5 separate regions of the Homo sapiens genome follow, and all the other regions are linked to region 3. The links are chromatin loops, found by intact Hi-C in ENCODE. Cell type or tissue: A673. All regions are shown on one strand.

What was found. Hi-C counts contacts between places; a loop is a spot of excess contacts. Peaks named below come from ENCODE experiments on the same cell type or tissue, not always from the same donor. Only the 100,000 strongest peaks of a DNase experiment are listed, where the experiment ranks them.
Region 1: a loop joins it to region 3, with 4 times the contacts of the local background. A loop is called at or near these places in 6 of 110 quality-filtered maps.
Region 2: it touches region 3 in a loop (6-fold over the local background); 3 of 110 quality-filtered maps call a loop at or near these places.
Region 4: it touches region 3 in a loop (2.2-fold over the local background); 6 of 110 quality-filtered maps call a loop at or near these places.
Region 5: it touches region 3 in a loop (6-fold over the local background); 7 of 110 quality-filtered maps call a loop at or near these places.

What each region holds. Positions count from the first base shown.
Region 1 is chr13:93,246,398-93,251,397 of GRCh38, forward strand. The region is part of intron 1 of GPC6 (glypican 6); the gene reads left to right. Among named protein-coding and RNA genes, the nearest start is that of GPC6, 22 kb to the left of the region's middle. RefSeq lists enhancers at 1,827-2,328, 2,329-2,828. In A673, a CTCF peak has its summit at 2,322 (motif pointing right); DNase peaks (open chromatin) are centred at 2,404 and 3,344; H3K4me3 peaks cover 841 bases; H3K27ac peaks cover 2,847 bases.
Region 2 is chr13:92,570,561-92,575,560 of GRCh38, forward strand. The region is part of intron 7 of GPC5 (glypican 5); the gene reads left to right. Among named protein-coding and RNA genes, the nearest start is that of MIR548AS, 83 kb to the left of the region's middle. In A673, a CTCF peak has its summit at 3,039; a DNase peak (open chromatin) is centred at 3,081.
Region 3 is chr13:94,359,523-94,364,522 of GRCh38, forward strand. The region is part of intron 6 of GPC6 (glypican 6); the gene reads left to right. Among named protein-coding and RNA genes, the nearest start is that of DCT, 120 kb to the right of the region's middle. In A673, a CTCF peak has its summit at 3,061 (motif pointing left); a DNase peak (open chromatin) is centred at 3,069; H3K4me3 peaks cover 364 bases; H3K27ac peaks cover 1,175 bases.
Region 4 is chr13:92,965,449-92,970,448 of GRCh38, forward strand. No RefSeq gene overlaps it. Among named protein-coding and RNA genes, the nearest start is that of LINC00363, 77 kb to the right of the region's middle. In A673, a CTCF peak has its summit at 2,670 (motif pointing right); no DNase peak of the experiment used is centred here.
Region 5 is chr13:92,713,885-92,718,884 of GRCh38, forward strand. All of the region lies in intron 7 of GPC5 (glypican 5), which reads left to right. The region is part of intron 1 of GPC5-AS1 (GPC5 antisense RNA 1); the gene reads right to left. Among named protein-coding and RNA genes, the nearest start is that of GPC5-AS1, 5.2 kb to the right of the region's middle. In A673, a CTCF peak has its summit at 3,032 (motif pointing right); no DNase peak of the experiment used is centred here.

The sequences.
Region 1 (5,000 bases), 1.1 Mb before region 3:
GAAGGAACTAGAGGTATTTTTTTTCTTAAGATTGCAGTGATGTTGAGGCAACCATTTTCTTTGCAAAGAAAACACCTTGAAGTGTTCTAAAAAATAATAATAATAAATAACTTTTATTTACTATTTTCTTAATAGATGAGAATAACTCAAAGTCACTAGCACTTGTGAAATGAACTTAACAAAAGCCACTATGATTGAGACCATCCTGGCTTACACGGTGAAACCTCGTCTCTACTAAAAATACAAAAAAATTAGCCGGATGTGGTGGTGGGCACCTGTATTCCCAGCTACTAGGGAGGTTGAGGCAGGAGGTGAACCCCAGAGGCGGAGCTTGCAGTGAGCCGAGATTGTGCCACTGCATTCAGGCCTGGGCGGCAGAGCAAGACTGTCTCAAAAAAAAAAAAAAAAAAAAAAAAAAAAGCCACTATGCACACATTATAGGTATTTTTAAATGACAGGCCTTACATTTTTTCCTGGAAAAAAAAAATTGTCTTTTAGCTGTTTGCTTATCCTAATTTCCCCCCCAAATCTCCATGATTGGGAGTTTTTCAAACTTAAAAAACTGTGACATTTAAAATTTCTGGTAATTTGTTCTCTTTTTTCTTTTCTTTTTTTTTTTACAGCCAAATATTTAACAAAAATTTTAAGTATAATGTAACATTTTATTATGAAAGAAACAACTACTGGAAACTAACTTGCAACAAAAACCATTCTAGTATCTTTGCAGTACCCTTAGGAGATACCTAATTCTTTAAAGAGATGTTTATATTAATGAACTGATTTTAGAAGACAGAATTTTTGAGATCGCTTTTAGATACCTACAAGCTATATTAAAAATCACCAATAAACAAATTAAGATTATCTTTGACCTCTGTTTTCTGTTGGCCTAACAAATGTTTTTGCAGAGTTTAGGATTGCTATTTTGAAAATGGGAACTTGTAATTCTAAAGTACTAACAATCTGAAAATGCAGGATTGCTGGACACTCCTATGTGGTGATCCATTATTAGCTTCTCCTCCAACTATATTTGCCTTGAACTTGAGAATCTTAGTTTACTGTTACTTTTACATTATCAAGTGCTAATGTGTGAAAGGATTTTATTATGCTTTTACTACTCATTTCATGATATGGTATCTTATTCAATATTCTTTCACAGACTTGGGGATATTAGATATCAGGTCAAGCATTATGTTAAAAGCTTAGGCCAATCTTTTTATATGACCGCAATAAAGAATATATTCATTTCACTTATATTACCACATGGCCCTCATAAAAGGTCAGTTTCAATTGAATATAAAATACCTTACAAATGGCAAATCATATGTCATCAACAACACACCTATTATGAATAATCTATTTTCAATTACCACCTTCCCCTCTTTAAAATATAACTTGGAAATGTCTTAGAATCACTAAGAGATCTTCATTATGTATTTTGTGCAAAAGACATAAAAATTGTATATTTTTCTGTTTTAGTCAACAAAATATGTATGGAGTAATCACACTTAAATTTCAGTTAAAACAAGTTAGGTGCATCAGATATTCAGACCAAAAAACATGAAATTATATTTTTTCCATTTTGTTGTTAACACAAAATTTAACTAATTAACTGAATCAGTTACTCGGCCTGGGCTATTGATGATGAGATAATATTACAAGAAGTTATATGTATACACATAAGCTGGTTGCTGTGATTTAGGAGTGCCAATTTATTCTTACTCAGAACATGCTTAGCAGTGTATACAAAGGTTTCCAGTATAACAAAGGGTTGACTATATATAGAAATATAGGTTAGAATGAGCTTAATTCTATGTGATAACCAAGGTTGATTTTTACAACTGGAATAACAATTTCCTAGAACAGAAAAACCTGTAGCATATTTAAAAATGAGTTTTAACCTTTCTAGCCATGATTTTAAAAAGCACAGTCTTGACAAAACTGCTTAGTCCCCTAAAGGATATATTTTCAAAAGTATGATCTTATGTTTGAAAAAAAAAAAGTCTAAAAATGTTCTGTACTTTAAAAGGCCCACAAAAAGTGTTTTTTTTTTTTTTCTTTTTTAAGTGAGCCTCTGTCACAATTACTATAATCAGGAAAAATGGAATACAAATAAGCAAGAGCAGGCTTTTTCCCAGTACGACACTTCCTACAGCTATCTTCATTCAGGGTGACAATTTCTATTTTAACCTAATTAAGTATAAGAGAGGACCAGTGTCCTAAGCCATAAGCCTGAAGGTTCCTGGAAGTACTGAGCTGCTCATTACCTCCCGGGCACTGCTGGGAGCCGCTGCCTGAAACTTCTGGAAGGTGCCACGGATGCCCAGAAGGAGGCTCTGCTGCACAGCGCCAGCCTGTAGGTGCACCACCTTCAACCGCATTTCAGCCTGGTTACTGTGGAATTGATTTTCACGGCTCATGACAGAAGCTGTTTTCAGCCCATGAAAAGGAAGTGGCTGGAGCTGATACGCCTAACACAAACAGCAAATTGCTCCATGGCTTTCATAGCATTCGAGGCCTGTTACCTTAAGGTTCTAATGGCCTTTTAACAGTGTTTCCAGCTGAGCAGCAGATGTAAAGGATACTGAACATTGAAAGCACTGTTCTTTTTTCCCCTCCCTGAAAGAATCATTGTTTACAGACATTGTACCAACACCATATCCTAGGACCTATTCACTGGCATGTTAGATTTGAAAAACTGAAACAAATTTCAGATAAATAGAAAGTATTATCAGTGCCATAAACCTACCACCTTACTGAGCTGTCTGTCCTATATTACCACCCATCAGGAACTGAGATCACTGAGGACGTATTTTCACCATTAATAGGGGCCCCCATTTGGTAATATCGCATCAGGGAAAATAATTAATGGAACCCTGTGAAACCTCTGAAACTCCTTATACTTTAAATTGATTGATTTTAATCCTAAAAATTGCTGTGTATTTCTGAAAATAACACATTTAACATTTAGAATTGTATCCTTTCTGCCTTTGGCTTCCCTTTCTGTTGTTCTGAGTGTTTAGTTTCGTCCTCTGTTGGTAAGGGTTGTGAAATGTTTGCCTTATAGGCAGCTATGGGCTTCCTGCATAGGGAACATGAAGGCCTTTAAAAGGTTTGGTCTGTTGAAAGAGGTTGGCATTTCAGTCTTGTGGACTTTTGGGAAAAAAATGTTAAACATAACTGAAGAGCCCTTGTCAAATTGGAGGTTTTTCCATTTTAAAAACTAGAGAAATAGTATGTCTTTTGATTTCACTTTGGTCCAAGCAGCGCCTCATATTTCCACTTTCCAGTGGTAACTAGCAGAGGTAAGAGAAAAACAGCCATGCGGGTGAGTCATCATTCCTCACTCCAGGAAATGGCTCATTTTACAAGCTTTTGGAAGGACCTTTGGGAAGTTGTGAGCTGCCACCATTTTTGAATTGAAAATATACATATGTTGCAACTCTGATGTAAAAGGCATATAGTTCCTTTTTCCTCCACCTCTTGGTTTCTCCTTCTCCTTCTCTTCTTGCTCATATAACCTGTGTAGTTTTCCGCAGGAGCTCCCACTTGATGGGTAACAGGAGAAAACATTTTAGTCTGATCTAGTTGAAAATGTAGTCTGATCAGTTTTGCCTTTCTAGCTGACAGTCAATCAAGTGGGATACTTGCTGTGGTGCAGTGGCTTTGACTCCTGGCTCCTCTACTTAGCCTTTTCTGAACCTCTCTGTGCCTTGATTTTTCCATCTGTAAACAGGGGTAATAGCAATTCCTATCTCTCATCACTGGGATTGTGCTACACGAATGAACACTTCTAAAGCTCTTAGAATAGTATCTGACAAGTACGAAAGGCTGTACACATGCTTGTCAATTAACACAGAGTAGAGGAGGAAATAAATCTCTTAGATTGCGGAGTGATAAAGGAGTGACTCTTTCTCACGAAAGAAAACTGAGGGTCCTAGGGCTCTGCCCATTTCCAGGGCCCTGCTGGCCTGCATATCTGGGGGTGGTATACTTTGTGATCTGCTCTTATTCAAGTTGGGAAGGACCGGGTAACTAGTCCCCTTCCTTTGGTATTCACCCTCACATTGGCCTTTCTGGGCATGAAGACCTCCTGAGTCACTGGTTTGTCACTCAACTGGCCTCTGGCCCACCTCCAGCCTTGATCACTTGGCATGGGGGGACCATGACAAGCCTCTGGTTTGCAACTCCGCTGCTTTCTGAGTTCTTCCCAGGAGGGCTCTAGGGATTGCTGAGCCAGACCAGTGCTACCCAGGTGAGGGGTGTAGCTCTCCCTCTGAGTACTCTGTGCCCCAAAGTTGACCCTAAAGTTGGTCCAGGTAGCCCACCAGGCAATCTCTTCACAGAATCCTAGGCAGAATTTGGGCCCCACATCCTGCTTCCCTTTGGCTTCCCAGCATTGAGGCAAAGCTCAGAGAGAAACTGGGTGTATTAGTTTGTTTTCACACTGCTGATAAAGACATATCCAAGACTGGGCAATTTACAAAAGAAAGAGGTTTAATGAACTCACAGTTCCACATGGCTGGGGAGGCCTCACAATCATGGTGGAGGGTGAAAGACACGTCTCACATGGCAGCAGTCAAGAGAAGAGAATGAGAGCCAAGCGAAAGGGGTTTGCTCTTATAAAACCATCAGATCTCGTGAGACTTATTCACTACCACAAAACAGTATGGAGGAAACCATCCCCATGATTCAGTTATCTCCCACTGGGTCCCTCTACAACCTGAGGGAATGATGGGAGCTACAATTCAAGATGAGATTTGGGTGGGGACATAGCCAAGCCGTATCACTGGGTGACTTGGCAAACCATTACCATTCTTCCACCTCCTTCCTTTGCACAGACCCCTTGGGCAGGGATGGGTTTGCTATCTCTTTCTCTTTCTGACTGGAATTCAAGCCCTTCTGCCACATTTAGAGACTTCTGCCTACTAAAGAGATGATGTAACAGACCCTCATGCCCTTAGAGGTGGAAACCTATAAGGAAATAAATGATTTAAGGAGCA
Region 2 (5,000 bases), 1.8 Mb before region 3:
TCTGATTTCTGGTTAAAGATTTATTTTACTTAGTTGATATAATTAACCTTCAATTAATTAATGTTATTAATATTGTGATATGTTTATATGTAAAAAATGGTGAGATCAAGTCCAAAAAAGTGGATATGGAGGAAAATCCATATACAACCAACACAGCAGAACCTACCAAATATTCAAAAGAAAGGGTGTCTGAATTGAAATTTAACTACAATTATACCTATTAGTATTATTTTTATAATTTACATCTATTTTTATGGCACCTTTACATTGCTAGAGTTGATCCTCACAACAGCCACATAAAATGCTGAGTTCAAATATCATCTTAATTTTACCAATATGGAAGCTGAAGCTCTGTGCAATAAACAAATTGCCAAAAGCCACATAGCTGGCGAGTGACTGCTCAATGTTTTTCTCCTCCTTCTTTTGATTCCAAGTTCCAGACCCTTCTCACCAAGACTTACCACCATCTCTTTTGACTCTTATGTCTAACATAGTTGGGGAGACATCCTTAGCATTAAATATTCTCTTGGGGAAATATACAATCAGTTGTTGCATACATAATTTGAGAGGGGGCTAGTTTTGTCCATTTCTGAAAATTTGGGAGGAGCATACAAACAGCTGAGGCAAGGATTCTGAGAATAATTAGACTCATATCTCACATGTCATAAATTGTTGCCACATATATGGTTCCAGTTCTATTCTCACCATAATCCTGAAGTATAGAGAGACAGCAACTCTGTGCATTTCATAACAGAGCAAGTTGAGGCTTACGACTTGGGGTTAAATGACTTGAACAGGATGACACAAGCAGTAAGTGAAAGAAGGAGCCAGGCCATGCGCCATGGTGTATATTAAAATGTCTTTCTGGTATCAGTGTGCTTCATGATCCTTTCAATTGTATATATTTCCCAATAACCTGATTAATTATATATATTTCCCAATAACCAGATTTCATATAAATATGAAACTGCATTCCAAATCCAAATATGGCAGATTCATTTGGAATATCCATTATTTCAAGGATTACTTTTAATATTACAAAAGTGCCTTTCCGGTATCAGTGTGCTTCATGATCCTTTTAATTATATATATTTCCCAATAACTAGATTAATCCAATAAAATATAAATATGAAACTGCATTCCAAATCCAAATATGGCAAACTCATTTGGAATATCCATTATTTCAAGGATTACTTTTAATATTACAAAAATGTGAGCTTGTAATCCCAGCACTTTGGGAGGCGAAGGTGAGTGGATTGCTTGAGACCAGGAGTTCAAGACTAGCCTGGGCAACATGGCGAGGTCCCATATCTACAAAAACTAGAAAAATTAAATGAGTTTGGTGGTGCCTGTGGTCCCAGCTACTCAGGAGGCTGAGGTGGAAGGATCACCTGTGCCCAGGAGGTCAAGGCTGCAGTGAGAAATGATCGCAACACTGCACGCCGGCCTGGACAACAGAATGAGCCCCTGTCTGGAAAAAAGAAAAAAAAGTAAGCTGTTAGCCATGTGAAATCTTAGGCTATAAATCTACTTCATCTAGATTAAATAAGATTATTGATAAACTTTTATTTTTCTGATTGAGATATTTGAAAATAAGCATGTTCATATTTGAAAATACATTTGTTTTTGTATAATATTGATTTTCCTTCAGAATTAAATATCTGGTCCGAGTTGACTAAATAATAGAACTATCATCTCTTCATTTTCATAGTAAAAATACTATGCTAAAAAGAGACAATTTTCCCAAATGACCTTCTTTGTCAGGAAGCTTTCTGAGTGTCCAACCATTGTTGTCCATTTTTTAACGGTATCACCTTTTGTTGGGACATTTTGGCCTTTCGCCAAAAGCTGAATACCATCATTCTTTGTTGTGTTCTTTGTTCTGTTTTCAGCAGGGAAGATGGATACCGCTGTGGTGACCCTGGCCTCTTGATAAGGAAGGCACACTGATGTCACAGAAGCATTTCTGTTAGATATGGTTGGGTTCATTAGGCAAAAAAGGGGGTTTCTTTTTTAAAATAAAATGACATTAGGGTTTCTTTATACCCTGATCAATGCTAAGAATGAAGCTCTAATAATCCTTTAAGAATAAAAGACAATGAAAAAGAATTCTTTTTTACATTAACCTTTTTTCCCAAGTTGTTCTTCCTCAATATATTATCTCACCATATGACACAAAATGTCTAGCTTCATGATTTATTATTCTGTATATAACTGAAAGCAAGAGATATCTGTTAGCAAAATAACAGGAAAAACTCAACCATTTTACTAGGGGGATTGCAGTTCTCTATTCCTGTAGCTCTTCCCAAAACAAAAAACAAAATGGTAATTGCCTATTATAACTATTAGAGAAAGATTAGATATGTAGATATTGACTTCTTTGAGATGGTAAAGCACAAATCTCTCAAGTTACTTTTCATTTTTCAAAATAAAAAATAATAAATTGGCTTTGATGCGATCAATTTAACTTTACCAATAATTGTTCTCTGGACCAATGCTTAAGTTTTATGAGATTTTTTTGTAAGTGTACAGAGGTTGAATTTTATCAAAACTATCATGACATTAATCCAGGTAGACCACTATCTCTCCCTCAAACTTTCACTAGCAAGTGGTTTTAAAGATCGTGGCTACTGGTCTGATGGGAATTTATGGTAAATAAAATGTATGTGTCAGTTTCCTCAGGTGTGCCTAATAAAGGTATTTAACTCAAAAGCATATAGTGAGCATTTAATAGGTTCATGAATCTAAACCATTTTTAAGGGTAACTGGCACTAAGCTGTTAGCTATTATGTTAGTAGTCCAGTTATGAGAGAATTAAATTTAAAAAGTAGTGCTGAACATTTATTGCCTCATTGTACTACTCCAGAGACAAGAAGCAGATGATTTTCAATTATACAATGTTTTTCCAATATGATTTCTTAGATTCTGTTATAGTTTTCAATTTCTTGCCTCTCAGCTTTTAATTCATTCTTCAATATTTACTCTGTGCTAATGAATGGGATGGATTCCTTTCTCCCGAACAGTGAGTACATTGTTAAAATTTCTCGGTAGAGGGCGATATAGTGACATTACAAGAGGAAGAGGGCTTCCGCTGGTTCAGGCGGTTGCACCCTTGGTCAACAGAGCATGTGTGAAGACAACTGATCATAGCTCCTACCATGTGGCTAAAATGCGTGCTCCCTTGGCAACCTTGCAATCCCAGGCTAGCCTAGTAACTCCTTCCTACAGCCCTCCCAATGTGGACACTGCATATTCCAGTTGTCATCAGCAGCATACCAATGTCTTCATACCTGCCCAGTTGCAGTCCACCTGCACCCTGAAGAGGGACTTCTTCTTTGCTTGTCTAGTGAATGTGCATCAGATCTGGTCTGGGCAAACCGACGAAGTTCTCCGTCATCCAGTGAACAGCAATCGCACCTTCTCCAACCTCCAACAAGGCCTGAACCTGAGCCCTGGGGAGGTATTCTTCCAAGTTTGTCTTTCCTAAATTACTCTCCCTCAGGCCTAAGGTATCTTTTAGTTTCCACTGCACCTTGTAGTTATGTTACTCTCATTGCTTAATAATTCTTTATAATAAAACTTCTCTTGTTTAAAATACTACAAGTCTGTCTACGGATTCAACTCAGAGTGATACAGATAAAGTAGAAATCATTTTTGCCAAGGAAATGACTTTTATCTAAATCCTGAAAGAGAGCTGCTCTTTTGAAACAACTCTGCTAGCACCTTTTCAGAGTGCATCCATCTAGAAACTCATTTAATCCTCTAACAACCCTATTTCTTGGACAGGGAAAATTGAGGCAATACCTTCTTCAAATCATTCTGAAGCTAATAAATTAATTTTTTTTCAAAGTTTGTTGTATTTTCACCTGAAGAGTTTCATTCAGTGTCTGGAAAATAGTAATCTCTTTATAAGTATTACAGATTGTCATAATTGATATGAACTATCAGAAAAATATTCATCATTCTCTCTCATAGTATTGGGTTTTCTGCATGTTCCTGATGATCTTTGATTCTCTATTTATATTCATGTGAAAGAACTGGATTACTGACACACATAACTTCTGTAAGATTTTGTTTCTGTTGTGAATGATTTCATCATCAGCAGGTCTTTCTTCTGAGTGGGCAGTCTGGCTCTGAACTCTATGTGCAGACAGACAAGTCAAGACAACTTTGAGGTGAGCAGGAGAGCAGCTGAGATTGCCCTAAAATGCCAGAGAATCATAATAAATCAAAGGACTATCCCTACTCGGAAGAATGTTTATTACTTGAGAGTGTTATTTGCTGGTCTTATCTAGCAAGAAGGTCAGGAGTAAAGACACTTCTGCCAGCTTTTATCTCAGAATGGACCAAAAGGAAGGAAGAGAAAGGGACGCTGGAAAGAGATAGAACTATTCATCCACAAAACCTCAATGATTTCCCTGATTTCTGTTCCATTACAGCTTTGCTATACTCAATTGCTCACATGAAGCTTAAAACCTCCTGAGGCGCTACCCTTGGCAATAGTTTCCATCTTCTCTACTCCTTCTGCTCCCTTCTGGGCAAATTTTGGACAACTAGCAGCTCTGTTCTCTTTTATTCTTATAATAGTGAAGCTGATTGAATAGTGGCCACCAAAAAGATATGTTCAAGTCTTGACTTCTGGTAACTGAAAATTTGATCTTACTTGGAAATAGGGTCTTTGCAGATGTAATTAAGTTAATAAGCTCAAAAGGAGACCATCCTGGACTTAGGGTCCTAATTCCAGTGACTGTTATTTTTATAATTAAAAGAAAAGGTAATTTGAAACACAGACACATTGGGGAAAAGGCCATTCATGCAGTGAGAATGGACATAAAAATTGGAGTTATGCAGCCACAAGCGAGAGAACATTTTCAGACACTAGAAACTGGAAGAGGCTGGGACTCTCCCAGAGCCTGCAGAGGGAACCTGGCCCTGCCAACACCTTGATTTTGGACATCTGGCCTCCAGAACTGCGCGAGAATGCATTTCAGTTGTTTTAA
Region 3 (5,000 bases):
ATTATACTATGACTTTCCAGTGCATCAGGAATAAAACATAAGGCTCGTCAAAGAAGTAATAGAAAAGCAACCTAATATTGAGGCTAACTTGACACAAATCATTCTAATTATTTACATTCAGAGCTCCTTTTGCTGAGACCTTTTTTTTTTTGAAGAGATAAAGGCTATTTTCTAAATACCACTGCTTAGCTACCAAATCTATTAACAGAAAGCCCCTGGCGTTTGATCTTTCAGATTCCAGTGTGCTTCCAGTACTGTTTTTATACTTATCTGCAATAAAAAGGTGATTCCTCCAAGCGCTTTGGATTTGGTTGAATCAGATTTACTGTCTGGCTTCTCAACCTTATTCCCAAGTACAATGTAATAGGAAAATGCAAAGCCCTTTCAAGTCCCCATGGGTTCCTATGGCAGGGTGGTGAAAATTTTGTTTTCTTTACTACTTTTCATTTCATAAGAGAAATAGTCTCAAGGAGAGGATTTCTAATGCAATGTTGTTAGATACAGACCATTAAATATGTAGGGCTGGCTTTCCAGCCTACATATGCAGCCCTATGGGAAAACTCTCCCTTTGTCATGGAAACCCAGGGGAGGAGTTGGTCTGTGCTGTTTTATGAATAAAAAATCCAGAAGGGGAACTCTTTTTCCATTTTAAAGCCAGGAGGAGTTTTTAGGACTTTCATTTTTTCACACTTGCCTGTTAGAGAAATGGCATAAGTTTTATGGTATTGTGCATCTAGAATGTTCTTAGCACCACCTGAAAATTATTATTTCCGCTGATAGTTAAGACAGATGATAGATGACTGATCGATGATAGATGATTGATTGATTGATTGATTCAGGGACAGTATAATCCACTGTTATACATAACCAGAAGCATAATTGGGCAAATAGCATTTGATTCATCTGTCTTTGGACCTCCTAAAGGAAGATGGGCTGATTTAAAATGTTATCTTGAAAAATGTATAGTCTTGTATTTGTTTGGAGGGTTCTAGACATAGGCATTGTTAGAAATGGTTTAGAAAATTAGGAAAGGCTACTCAAACCATAGTGGCGTTAAAAAAAAGGCCAAGAATTAGGAAATTGTTTGTAGGGCTGCTAGAATCACAATGATGTTGGAGAAGGTCTAGAACATTAGCATGGACTGATAATTCAGGGAAGAGTACCAAGATTTCCAGAGTGCTATCCTCCTCCCCCCAAATATATTTTCCATCTTTTTTGAAATGAGTGAGACCTACCAATAGGCACAGGGCTTTTCAAATGCATTCACACTCTCCAGTTCACCAGTTCTGTTGTAATGGTTAATTTGAGACTGCAGGCTCTGGGCCCCCACTGCCAAGGCTCAAAACCAGGCCCTACTACTTGTGCTATGTGATCAAGGCCAAGAGACTTCACTCTTCACTGCCTCAGTGTGTTCACTGTTCTTGTGAGGTTGTGGTGATTAAACAATAAGATAGGAGTGATGGGTGTAGCATGGGGCCAGCCACTTAGTGAGGATTTGATGACATCTCACTAAACAAAAAGGTCACCATAGAAATGCAATTCTCAGTTATTGCATCTGTAAAGTTGAGACATCAACAGCTACCTTTCAACATTTTTTACAAATTGGAGGCAATTATGGATTTGGTTGCTGAGTGTCCAATAGGTATGGTAGCCATCACTGTTGTTATCATAATTTTTATCAACACCTGTCTCACTCCTTGTTGTACAGGTCAAGAAAACCCAACTAGATCATAGCTTCTTGAAGACAAGCAGGCTTCATGGGATACTACCTGCATAGTTGCACAAGGCCCAGTGTTTAGAAGTACCTGACACTCTGTAGTTGCCACGTTCAAATTCCTAATAATATTTAAACAGGGAACCCTGCATTTTCATTTTGCACTGGGCTCTACAAATTACGTAGCTGATCCTGAGGACAGGGACTGTTTCTAACTTGGTTTTATAAACTTTGTCTTCCAGGCACAGTTCTTTATACACAGTAGGTTTGCATTAGATGTTTCTTGAAGTGAATGGGCATTGCCACTAATTAATAATAACTGAACATGAAAATCATTTATTCAATGCCCACTTTCGGAAATCCAGGCTCCTCCTGAGCTTATAAAGTCCTTTTGTGGACAGGCCTTTGGCCAATAACAAGAATCAATGGTGACAATAATCGTTCCAAGTAAATCTTGTAAATGTAGAAATGGATTGAGTATTTGCAGGATGTACTTCATAAATTCAGACAGGAAGGTTGGTTAAATGTTTAAAATTGTTGTTTGGAACAGATTAAAGGGTGCAAAAAATGTTAGCAAAATCACTTGGGAAAGGTGGTTTCTAATGTTTTTAATATTGGCACAGTTAGTAACTGACTTTAAATCCTTCCTTGATCAACATAAAAAGACATTTCAAGGGAAAGGAAATAAATGGTAATGCCATTAACCATCACACATTGTAGAAGTACCTATTATAAAAAATCCTTTCTAAGTTTTACTGTTCTGGATCTAAGCTTATTTCATAGAAATACAGAATTAAATACTACACTTGATTTCATTTTGGAATATTAATGAGACTGAAATAAGCTTTAAATTTTTCTTTGACTCATTAAGCTGGAAAGTCAAAGTGCTAAAAATACATACTTTTGCTTCAACATAGGCTGAAATGGATACAAAGAATTTTGTGTCAGGGGGAGTTTAACTTAGAGTAAAAGGACCTATCGGGGGAAATTTGAAGCAATTGTAATGTAGAATTTGGCTATTATACATAAACATATGTCTATATTCATCATGTAGCTTTACTTGTCAGAAAATATCTATCTTAAAACTTGTACAGTCAGAAAAAGTATCAATAACATAAAATTTCACAGCCCCCTTTTAGAACTATGGCCTTAACATTTTGTAGGGAAATAAAGCTTTGGTTAACCTTGGCTCTGGTAGACCTCATTAAAATAACAGCCTGTCAGTTTCAAGTTTAAAATAACAGGGTTGTCAGTTTTATATGCAGTGGAACAATCTACAGTTTTATTCTCGGGGATAAGACTGGTAAGGGGGTGAAAGGTGGACAAAGACTGGACAACACTGCCATCTGGTGGTTATAATGAAGGTGGCCTCTAAATGCCTGGAGACGAGGCTGGACCATCTTGAAGGAAAAGAGGGTGACGTCAGCCTGCTTTAAGCAAGTCACTGTTCGACTTTTTGATAGCCTTTTGCCTTTAAAATGTAGGTACATGCCCAGAGCCTAGATGCAATTTATAATCTCAAAGTTACAGTAAATCAATAATAAACTCTGCTCTTTGGTAATCTTTAATCCCTGCATATCCATGATTTGAGAAAATTAATTTTCAAGAGAATGAAATCTTGTGAAAAGAATTAGATTCAACAAAAACTTTATTTTACTTTAAGTTCTGGGATACATGTGCAGAACGTGCAGGTTTGGTACATAGGTATACATGTGCCATGGTGGTTTGCTGCACCTATCAGCCCATCATCTACGTTTTAAGCCCCACATGCATTACGTATTTGTCCTAATGCTCTCCTTCCCCTTGCCCCCACCCCCCGACAGGCCCTGGTGTGTGATGTTGCCCTTCCCGTGTCCATGTGTTCTCGTTAGATTCAACGAAAACTTTAAAAAATATTTTCCTTTATTAAAACCACCACATATCTGGTGTTTTATTGCATGAGTATCTTGTGAGAAATTCATCAAACTGATGATATATGATTTGTTTACTTTTCTGGATGATTATTAAACTTCAGTAAAAATAAATAAATGCAAACCAAAAAAAGCTGTTCATAGGCAAAATTTTGATGGCTGTCACAAAGCTGGATGGAACATGTTCCCATTTATATAAACTGAAGCAATTCTAGACATAGGCTGGATTCAAACAGACTTCTACTGTAACCTAACTTCGATTCAGTTCTTTCCTGCTGTACTTCGGACAGTTGACTGGGGGTATGGAGCAGGGGCAGGAGAGTGAGGTCAGAGAAAAATGAGTTCTGTTGATTTGAAATGCAACCTACTCAAAAAGTTCAGAAGAAGATACTGAACTCTCTAATGTTGAGCTAATAGCCCACCTTTAGTTCATTCAGACAACAACCCCTAGCCTAGGAACCATGCTCAACCCCTCTCAGTAGCAACTGGCCCCCTCTCCTGACGTGCTTAGGAAGGACCTTAGACCATGCCCTCAATATGGTAGCCACCAGCCATACATGGCTATTGACCACTAGGGATGTGCTGTAGACAGAACTGAGATGAGCTCTAAGCGAAAAACCCACAACAGATTTTGAAACCTGTGCCATCTAACATGGCAGCCATTAACAATGTGTGACTATTGAGCAATGGAGATGTCCGGTGGAATGAACTGAGATGGACTGTAAGTATAAAATACAAACTAGGCTTTAAAGACTTAGTACCAGAAAATAATAAAGAATATACAATATCTCATTTAAATGTTTCGTGTTCACTATGTATTGAAACAATGTTTTGAATAAGTTGTGTTAAACAAAACATAACATTGAAGTTAGCTTCAACTTACTTTTTTTAAAATGTGGCAACTAGAAAATTTAAAATTACACCTGTAGCTCCTTTGTGGCTTACATGATGTTTCTACTGGATATTGCTGCCTTCAGGCTCTCATTGCTTCTTCGAACAGGATGGCCATTTTGCTATTTTACAAGTTGTTTTCTCTCTCACTGGAGCTAAAGTGGGCTGCCTATGACACTTCTGCAGCTTGTAGGAGACTAAGAGGACCCATTTAGGTTATTGGATGCTTATGATGCAAAGGTGAAAGTCAAGCAAAATTATGTCACCTGGGTCTAATCATAAGCAGAGTAAATCGTACTCCCTGGTTGGTGCCCCATGGGGTAAATTGGATCTTTAAGGTAACCAGATGGCTCTCAGGAACAGGTAATTTACCTCACCGGGGTAAGAACTTGATTTGCAAGAAAGAATACAGTTTAGTCCCCCAATGCCATATGTCCCCATGGTGACATTTGTACTCATTAAGTACTTCCAGTTCCAAGTGCCCT
Region 4 (5,000 bases), 1.4 Mb before region 3:
ATTTCACACAGGAGCCTCCAGTGGCCCCTTAGGGACAGCGTGTAGACACAGATAAAGAGTTCTTGAGCACTATAAAGTACAGAGGAACAAACTGACTGCTCTATGAATTAATACCAACATTTATTTAGATTAGGTAAGACACTTATGGTACATTGAAAACAAAGTGATTAAAAACACATTTATGCAAATCTCATTTGTGGCAGATAGGACTCTCAGATTTGGCAGTTGTGTGATCTTAACAAATATGGCTTTAATAATGCATTAAGACTTAATTCATGAATTTTCCGTATTGGATTGTTTAGAAATTAGTCCCCATTTGGGAAAGATCCTGTTGCACTGAAATTAGTGTGGGGGGACTGGTATAAGGTTAATGGATTTGGGTGTTTAGAATACATTTGTTCACTTAATTCATCAGAAAGGCAGCCCAAGTCTTCAAAAATAAAACTATCACCATCTGCACAGCAACAGTTAGTATTCATCAAAATATTTAGTCAAAACAACCAGATCAAAGTCCTATCGAATCTACAAAGGGACCTGTGACACCCTTAGCCCAATTTCAGAGCACTGAAATATGACCCTGAAGAGGTTAAATGCTTTGTCTATTGTCAGACTTCTAGGATAAGCAAAGCCACAACTAATATCAGGTCTTCTGACTAAATCCAATTTTTCTTAGCTACACCATAGGGTATCCGGTTCTGTGGTTGTTTATTTGCATGAAAGAGAACAACTTTATTCTCATATAGGCGGATGCCATCAGCCCAGATTGGGTATGAATGTATCAGTCCCCCAGGACATTGTAGTTGGTTAGCATATAAATCTTAAGAAGTATTTGCCTGGTCTGCAACATTCTCTTTTTTCCTGGGAATTCGAACCTCACAGTTCAAAGGAATGGACCTCTTAGCACCATTTTGACCCACTCCTCCACTTTGTATGCTACGGAGCGGGATTTTGGAATTGCAGCTGAGAGGTTCTCTTCCTCTTTGAGCTCTTCTCTTGAATTGAAGTAACGTGAACTCTGGAACTGCGGGGACTCTAGCAGAAGAAGAACTGCAGGTAAAGTGACCGCTGATGACAAGAACAAAGCCGGCATGCAGCGAGAAACAGAGCAAAGACCAGGTAGCCCCAGGGAGAGAGTGCCTTGGTTCCTCATTATTTTCCAGTTCCCGCAGGCTCTCCAGTGTCAAGGCTCACCTGTACTTTCTACTCTTGCATTCTGAAATATATTTCTAATTCCTCATACCAGGCAATGCAATCTCAAACAAGAGACTCTAAGAGAAAGTGTGAAGCCATTAGGATTTCCCCTGGCTGGCTATGCAGTGGGCAGTCTTTGGAAGTATACTGGAAGAATATGAGAATGTGCTTCAGAAGCTACAATAACTTGAGTGTATGAAACCAGAAACAGACAAACTCTATTTCAGATGTTTTACACTGAAAGTGGAGAAAATTAGGGCATACTCCATAGAGACAGTTGGTGCCTAGGTCAAAACATTTATAAGAAAATTCTATGCTCCACCCCTCTATTAGTCAGGATATGCTAACAGATATAACACACACAAAAAATCGAAGTTTCAAAAGCTTAGCATATGAAAAGCTTATTTCTCACTAACGCAAATGTTCTGTTTAGGCAGCTGCCTTGTGCAGATATCCTACAAATAATAACTCAAGGACAAACGCTTAGTTAATCAGTGGCTCACTCTGCCCTAGTTATTTATTTCTTCCTAGTTTAATTTATTAATTAATTTTTTTTTGGAGACTTGCTCTGGGTGCAATCATAGCTTCGTAGCTCACTGCAGGCTCGATCTCCTGGGCTCAAGCAATTTCCCAGCTTCAGCCTCTTGAGTAGCACACGCTTGGCTAATTTACTTTATTTTATATATATGTATAATATATTATATTTATATTTATACACACACACACACACACACACACACACACACACACACATACATATATATATATTTTTTTTTTTTAGAGACGAGGGTCTTGCTTTGTTGCCCCAGGCTGGTCTCAAACTCCTGACTTCAAATGATCCTTCTGCCTTGACCTCCCAAATTGCTGGGATTACAGGCATAAGCCACCACACCCAGCCCCCCAGCTCTTTAATTCCTTTGTTGAATCCTCTCTATCCAGGCAGTATAGTAAAGGAGAAAATTCAGAAATTTGAAGTTATACAAGTTAAAACACTACCTACCTCAGACTCCAAACAAGAAGAGTTAAGACTGAAAAAGATTTTGAGCTACAAAACCCCCTTAATTCTGTGCCCCACAAAACATGACCAGATTCAGGCTACAGCCATCTCATCTATTATTTCAGATGGCCTTTGAGTGATCAGCCACAAATCGAGAAGGAGACAAGGGATGAGAAAGAAAAGGCATAAGCCAACCTTGCGAAGTATATCTAGGAAGGAACTTTGGATGGTGGTCACTGCCACATGAAGTCTAATGCAAGCCCACTAAATTTATAAATTTATAAATCATATTACCAAAAGCAATGAAAATTCTTGACTTCATACACCTTTGACTAGAGCAGCCTTAATAAAAATTTTGGGCTCTTGGATTTGCACCAGCAGGAATGGGCTCTAAAAACTCTGTAGCCACTAAGGAGAGCACAGTTCTCAGTATCGATTTCCGAGGTGGAGAATAATAAAAAAGAAAGCATCTCCCAGAAGGTGGAGCTCGAGTCTGCAGAGAACAGCAAACAGGTAGTGTCTCTAAAACAGCAAAATCAGGTTCTAATCAAGGAACTTTCCCCACTCTTTGAGTAAGATTTTGCAACTTTTATGGGCCAACTATTGCCATGCCTCTGCCATTTGACCTGTTTCTATATGGGAGATTTATTGCTGTTGTCTGTGGTTGGTTTGTAATTATTTGGGGAAAGGTACAGTGCAGACAACTTGTCTTTTTAGCTCTAAGGTGGATCAAGATGCCACATTATAATCTGATGGAGATGACTGGGAAACACTTAGAAATACTGGACTTTGAGCATAAATAGTAACCAGGTGGGGTTTTGAGTTATCTCGATGTGTGTGGGAAAAGAGTGAAACAGATAGTTGGTCACCAAAGGAGAGAGGCTGTTGCGGTTGCAGAGACTGGCTCATTGTTCACCAAATTAGTGTTATTCTCCACCAGGGCACACAGCTAGACATTTCCTCCTTTGCAATTAGAAACAGCCATGTGACTGAGTTCTGGCCAATGGGAGGGCACCTTCCATTTCTGGACCTTGGCAATGTAAAGTCCTTATGACCAACTACCTCTCTCTTCCCCATCAACTAGTTGGAAGTAGAAACATTTTTAAAGATGACATAAAGTCAGCCTAATTCCCAAAATGGCTGTCTTCCCCACTGGTGGCTATCTAGACTCTATGTGAGTTACTGACGTAAACTGAGATTTAGGAGTTCATTTGTCAACACTCAGAATGATCTTAGCTAATAAACCCCTCTACCCCTATAAAAAGGCTTAATGAGCTAACTGAGACAATATAGGTTTCTGGCAACTAGAATAGTAATAGCTAAGACAATCCAACTGTGGAATTATTACTTAGGCTCCTCCAAGGACCATAGGTTACTTTGTTCATAGCGCAGCTCCAGTGGAATAAAAATAACCTAAATAAATCAAAACAAACAGCAAGTACAAATAAAACAGAATACTTTGTTCTTGAAAGATCAAATGTAAATCAAGCCTCTACTATCTCCAAGTCTTTATCTTCAATGATGCCCTGAGGTTAAGGTCGTTTTGAAGAAATAATAGCGATAGACTAGCATACAGATCTGCTGGGAAGCTGAAGTCTCACACTACCCAGGGCCCAAATTTTGTTTTTAATTTAAATAGACAAGGATATTCCCAGATTATTACTTTTCAAGGATCCTAAAGATGTTTTATGGTAAGCTACAGACTCCAAGACGAAACTGAAGTTGTTATAGGAGTTGTAGTATCAGATAAAATGCCACCTATATAAAGAGGACCCTGAAGGCTGTTCATCAGAGGCCCTCTGCACTCTTAAGGACTGGTTACAAAGATAAAAAGAAGTGGTGTCCAGAGAACACATATCATCCCAAAAGGTTAATCCTGACCCCAAATGTTCCCAGTGGTTCCCTGAAGATCCTGAACCAGAAAAAGTTTCTCGTGGCAGGGAAAAATAGTGGGCAGGTTTTTAAACCAATTGTCACACATGCCACAATAAGCAGCTGATCATTTCTGTGCCTTATTTTTCTGTGCCTGTTTCAGGATGCTCTTTATCCTTGGGACACACGATTGTATATATTAGCATAGAAATGTTGGTTTTTGCCCCATTTGCTAAATGGGATTTTTTTGGTGACAGTTTTCTCTTCCACCACTAAAAACCTCCCCACTATAGGTTGCAGTTGTCTCTGGATACAACAATTTCCTGGGCCTAAGGGTCACCATGCCTTAGTAAATGGTTGACTTCTTTCACATAGGGGCCAAACCCAAGAACACTGGTGAACATGTGGGAAGAAGGAAAGCTATCTGTCGAGCAGCCAAGGAAAAAAGATGATACCTTCAAAGATGTCTCCCAGTCCGTGATAACATTCCTCATATGGGAACTGACCCCTTCCACTAACAGAGGGGAATGACGCCTCTGGAAGTCTGTTCATACAATGTGACAGTACAAATGTTCTGTTCTGGACATAATTGATAAGCCAGAAGTGGGCACAGCATTGAAGTTGAACAAATAAAACTATTTTTCCTGAAAACTTAGAGTTTGAGTTTCTACATCAGCCTAGTGGTCCACTTAACTGAGGTGGTTCAACAGCAGCAGAAATGAAGCTGGCCTCTTCTGCTAAGATCACAGAAAAGAAGGTGAAGCCAGACTGTCAAGAGCAGAGAATCATACAAACAAACAAGGAAAAGCAGAGGCAACAGGTCATGAATTCCAGGAAGAATTAAGTGAGTGTGGGCACATGGACTTCTGATTATTCCTGCTTTAAATCAAACTGAACTCAACAACCTTCCATTCTGCAAGGTAACTCTGCATCTTTCAAA
Region 5 (5,000 bases), 1.6 Mb before region 3:
AAGGAGTGTAGCAGTTTCCTACAGAAATAGCTGTAACAGACTTTGTTCCCATAGTTCACCAAGCAATTCCAGAATTGCAATGCATGTTCTTCAAAATAGTGATCCTCTTTAACAAATGACTTCTGTCTTCCCAGTTGTATTTTTCATCTGCACATTTCTTGTTGGTGAACTGAATTTATTCCTGTTGTTTGTCACGTAATACCTAGAAAGGTGATTTAAATACTACTCTGGCTCTAGAGGGGAAGAAAATAGCTTACCAGCTACATTTGATAGGATGTCATGGAAGTCAACAAATATAGGAACTTCCTGTGTTATTATGTTACATATGATCTTTCCCTCCCATCTGCTGCTCAAAATTTGCTATTCAATCACTTAATGTATATTCCTGCATTAGATAAGAATACAGATTTTATGGCATAAATCAGAGCAGTGGGAACTGTTGATAGATCATCAGAAGCTATTTTTCATGTGACTATGAACAAAGAATTCTTCCCAGATAACCATGGATCTTTGGCTAAAAAGCTCCCACATAATTTTGGATTGTTTACTTTTTCTTCTTTTCTGTTTTGTTTCATTAGTTGTATAAAGAACATTGCCATCAACAACCAGGAGAAAACAACACAGAAACATAGAAAATTTCACAACTGACAAAGCTTTTCTACCTTCATTATCCATTTCAATCGTATGCCAACCATGTTAGATATCATCGTTCTCTCTTTATAGATGTAAAAGAGGTGAGCCTTGGAGATATTGTGGCATATATGAAAATATTTCAATTGTGATAGTAAGAGGCAGTTTTTTAGAGCCATATTCAAATGTGAACATTTTTTTCCACATCCCATATAACAACTGTTTTCCTAAAAAGCACTTGGCCAAACAACATAATAAAAAGAATTGCTTAGGCCAGGCACGGTGGCTCACACCTGTAATCCCAGTACTTTGGGAGGCCGAGGCAAGTGGATCACGAGTTCAGGAGTTCAAGACCAGCCTGGCCAAGGTGATGAAACCCAGTCTCTATTAAAAATACAAAAATTAGCCAGGCATGGTGGTGGGTGCCTGGAATCCCAGCTATTCGGAAGGCTGAAGCAGAGAATTGCTTGAACCTGGGAGGCAGAAGTTGCAGTGAGCCAAGATCACGCCACTGCACTCCAGCCTGGACGACAGAGCAAGACTTCCTCTCAAAAGAAAAAAAGAATTGGTTAAGCAACATAGTAACTTTATTTATTCCATGGTTGAGTACTCAGATTTTGTACGTATACATGTTGCAACGAAAAATATAATTAAACATTATTTTCAAAACAGTTGAATAGAGTGATCAGCACAGGTTCCTGAAAAAAGACTTGACTCGTCTTTTCTATGAGAGTGTGTGCATGTTTCTTGTTCAGATGAGACCCTAGAAGTACTATTTATAGACTGTAAGATTGAAAAACTCTACATTTTGAACATTTCTTAATAACTAATTCCACAAGTCTATTTATGAATCAGAATTTCCTCCTATTTCTCCCTTTTCCAGCGTGAGCTCTAAATTCAAGAAATAGTGAGCTGGAAGAAGGCTTAGGAAGGGAAATAATTCTAAATGATTAAGTAAACAAAATAATTTGATCAGTATAACTCTAGTCTCCTGACAGCAAATAAAACAGAGAATTAACAATTAACAGGAACATATGATGACTTCATTCATTATCAGTAATAATGCTATCTGGACTTCATGAGGGGCTGGACTTGGATGTTTATACTTACTTTGGAATTTTATCTCATAAATTTTCTCAACTCTGGAGAATTTATTTAACTCTTGCTGTACTATACCAAGGATTAACCACTGTATACAGTAGAGAAAATACAGATATCCTGAAACAGAGAAGATTCTAGAGTTTACATGGAAGCAGGAAAGAAATGACAATTATGGAAAATTTATCCCACGGTGATGGACAAGGGCTCATACAACAAACATGTTTTCTGTCTATGTCTCCAGTTCTCACCTACAATCTAAACTTGTGTGTGTGTGCAGAATGCTTAGAGAATTAATCTAGTTTTTGAAGATTCTGATCCAACAGACTATATGCAAAACATGGTGATTTTAACATGTAGTTTACTTATTATTTCTGAAATGCAGCACATATTTTTGCCTAAGTTTTTCTTTTTCCTTATTGTCAATGATGAAGAAATATCCATGATATAAGACTCAGGATTGGAGACTTTGTCTCTCACCACTGAGATCAGTGAACGTGGCAAGAGTCAATCATTCCATCTCTATTATAAAACCCCAAATATAAGATTTTATTCTTCATACAATCTGGTGCTAATAATAACAGTAACAAAAATCATGAATATTCTTTCATGTTTATAAGAAGATCCCTCCATTTTCTGCTACTTCCTGCTTCTTCATTTATATGCCAGCAACACAGAGTTACCCATATTTCTCTGAATACCTCTCATGCTTACAATTGATTTCTTAATTTTGCTGTCTGAATATCCTTCCTCTGCTTGTTTGCCTTGCTACTTTCCTCTCATCTTTCAAGATTCAGCTCCAGGTTGACCACATCTAGAAAGTCTTCCCACCGAGGCTCCTCAGATACTGTTTTTATCCCCTCTCTTCATCTCTTTTTCATCCTTCATTGTAATGGCCATTTGTTTTTCTGTCTCCCTATTAGACTGCCAGCTCCCTGGGTAAGGAATTCAGATCTCAGCATAGCTCTATCCTGGTGCTTTATAGTATCTGGCACAATGTATGTCTACAAAACATTTTTTATAAATTAATGTATGGCTAATATTTTATTTTAAAAGGTAGAGCTTATAAAGTAGGAGCATGATATTTTATCAATCTTTCAGGACAATCTTTAGAAGTGGAAAGAGTAGCAAAAAAATACTCCAAGATGAACGTCTCAGACTAGTTTGTGTTGGAACCTGGACTTGAAACAAATTCTATGCTGAAACAAACAACAGCAACCAATAAGCTTTCTTTAGTACCACTGAATATATAGGGAATGTGGACATGAAATTAAAATATACTATTTTATTTATTCCTCATGACAGCCCTACAGAGGGCAGCATAGATAACATTATCCCTATTTTCCAAGTGAGGATACTGAAGTTTGGAGAGTTTATGTGACTTTCCCGAAGTGGCAGGCACAATAAACAGAGAGGCTAAGAGTCAAGCCCTGTTCGAATTCACTCCAAATCTGTGCTGTGAAGGGCAAGACCGTAAAACTTCTCAAACCGTATTCTTCTCGGTGTGGGTAGGATTACTTTTCCAAAATATTATTACATTCATTGTTTCTATTGTTCAAACTCTGCAAATACACATTTGGTAACATAGCAGTGCACATTCAAAGAGATGGTATCAATGTGTTATCTTCCATTGACAAGAATCCAGGCCTCCAGCAAGAGGGAAAAAGGAGATCCTGGTTATGTGAATTGCCAGCTACAGCCCTTGCCTCAGAGTTAGGTTCTAGCAAGTCTACACCTCTGCCGCCAGACATATACCATGAATATAATATTTACTTTAACTTTTTGGGGTGTTATATTTTCTAAACTCAATTTGACATTTAATTATATTCAGATATTTAAAGAAACAATTTTATTCTGAGTTTATCAAAAACAAACTCTCAGATCCAGAATTAATTTGGGGAGTTTTCACTCTGGAGAGAAGCTGTTGTTACATTTGAATCCTCTACACTTTCTCCTTCTTCTCCTACCACACATCAAATGTGTATTTTCTTCAGAAGTCATCAGCTTCATTAAACATAATGTAATTTGGCTGTTTGAAATTCACAATGTATTAAAAAGTCAAGAGCAAAACCTTTGAGAAATAATTTAATGCTGAAAATTATCTTTTTCTCTTTTTCCTTCAATTCATACAAACATTAAAGGTTTGTTACAGGTAATTTGGAGACATCATAGTGAATGTGATTTCATTTATTGAAATAATGTTGTCTTCCAACACACAGAATGGGAAAAAATATTTGCCAACTATCCATCTGACAAACGCTTAATAAGCAGAAAATATAAGGAACTCAACTCAATAGGAAAAAATCTAATAATCTGATTAAAAATGGGCAAAAGGTCTAAGAAAGACATACCAATGGCAGAGAAATGCAAATTAAAACTACAATGAGATATCATCTCACCCCAGTTAAAATGGCTTTTATTGAAAGGGCAAACAATAAAAAATGCTGATAAGGATGTGGAGAAAAGGGAACGCTTGTACATTGCTAGTGGGAATGTAAATTAGCACAGCTACTATGGAAAACAGTATGGAAGTTTCTCATAAAACTAAAAATAGAACTATCATATGATCCAGCAATCCCACTGCTAGGTATATACCCAAAAGAAAGGAAATCAGCATATCAAATGTAGATCTGTACTACCATGTTTAGTGCAGCACTATTCACAATAGCCATGATTTGGAAGCAACAGAAGTGTTCATCGGCAAACTAATGGATAAAGAAAATGCGGTACACAATGAAGTATAATACCATTCAGCCACAAAAAGAATGAGATCCTGTCATTTGAAACATTATGGATGGAACTGGAGGATATTATGTGAAGTGAAATAGGCCAGGCATAGAAAAACAAACTTCACGTTTTCACCCATTTGTGAGAGCAAAAAAATTAAACAATCGAACTCATGGAGATAGGGAATAGAATGATGGTTATCAGGGGCTGGGAAGGGTAGTGGGGCAAAGGGGTGGAGTCAGGATTATGAATAGGTACAAAAATATAGCTAGAATGAATAAAATCTCCTATTTGCTATCACAACAACAGGGTGACTACAGTCAACGGGGTTAAAGACCAGCCTGGCCAACATGGTGAAACCCCATCTCTACTAAAATACAAAACTTAGCCGGGCATGATTGCAGGTGCCTGTAATCCCAGATACTCCGGAGGCTGAGGTGGGAGAATTGCTTGAGCCTTGAGCAATTGCCTCTGCCTTGAGGCAGAGGTTGCAGTGAACCCAGATTGCACCACTGCACTCCAGCTTGGGCAACAGAGTGAGACTC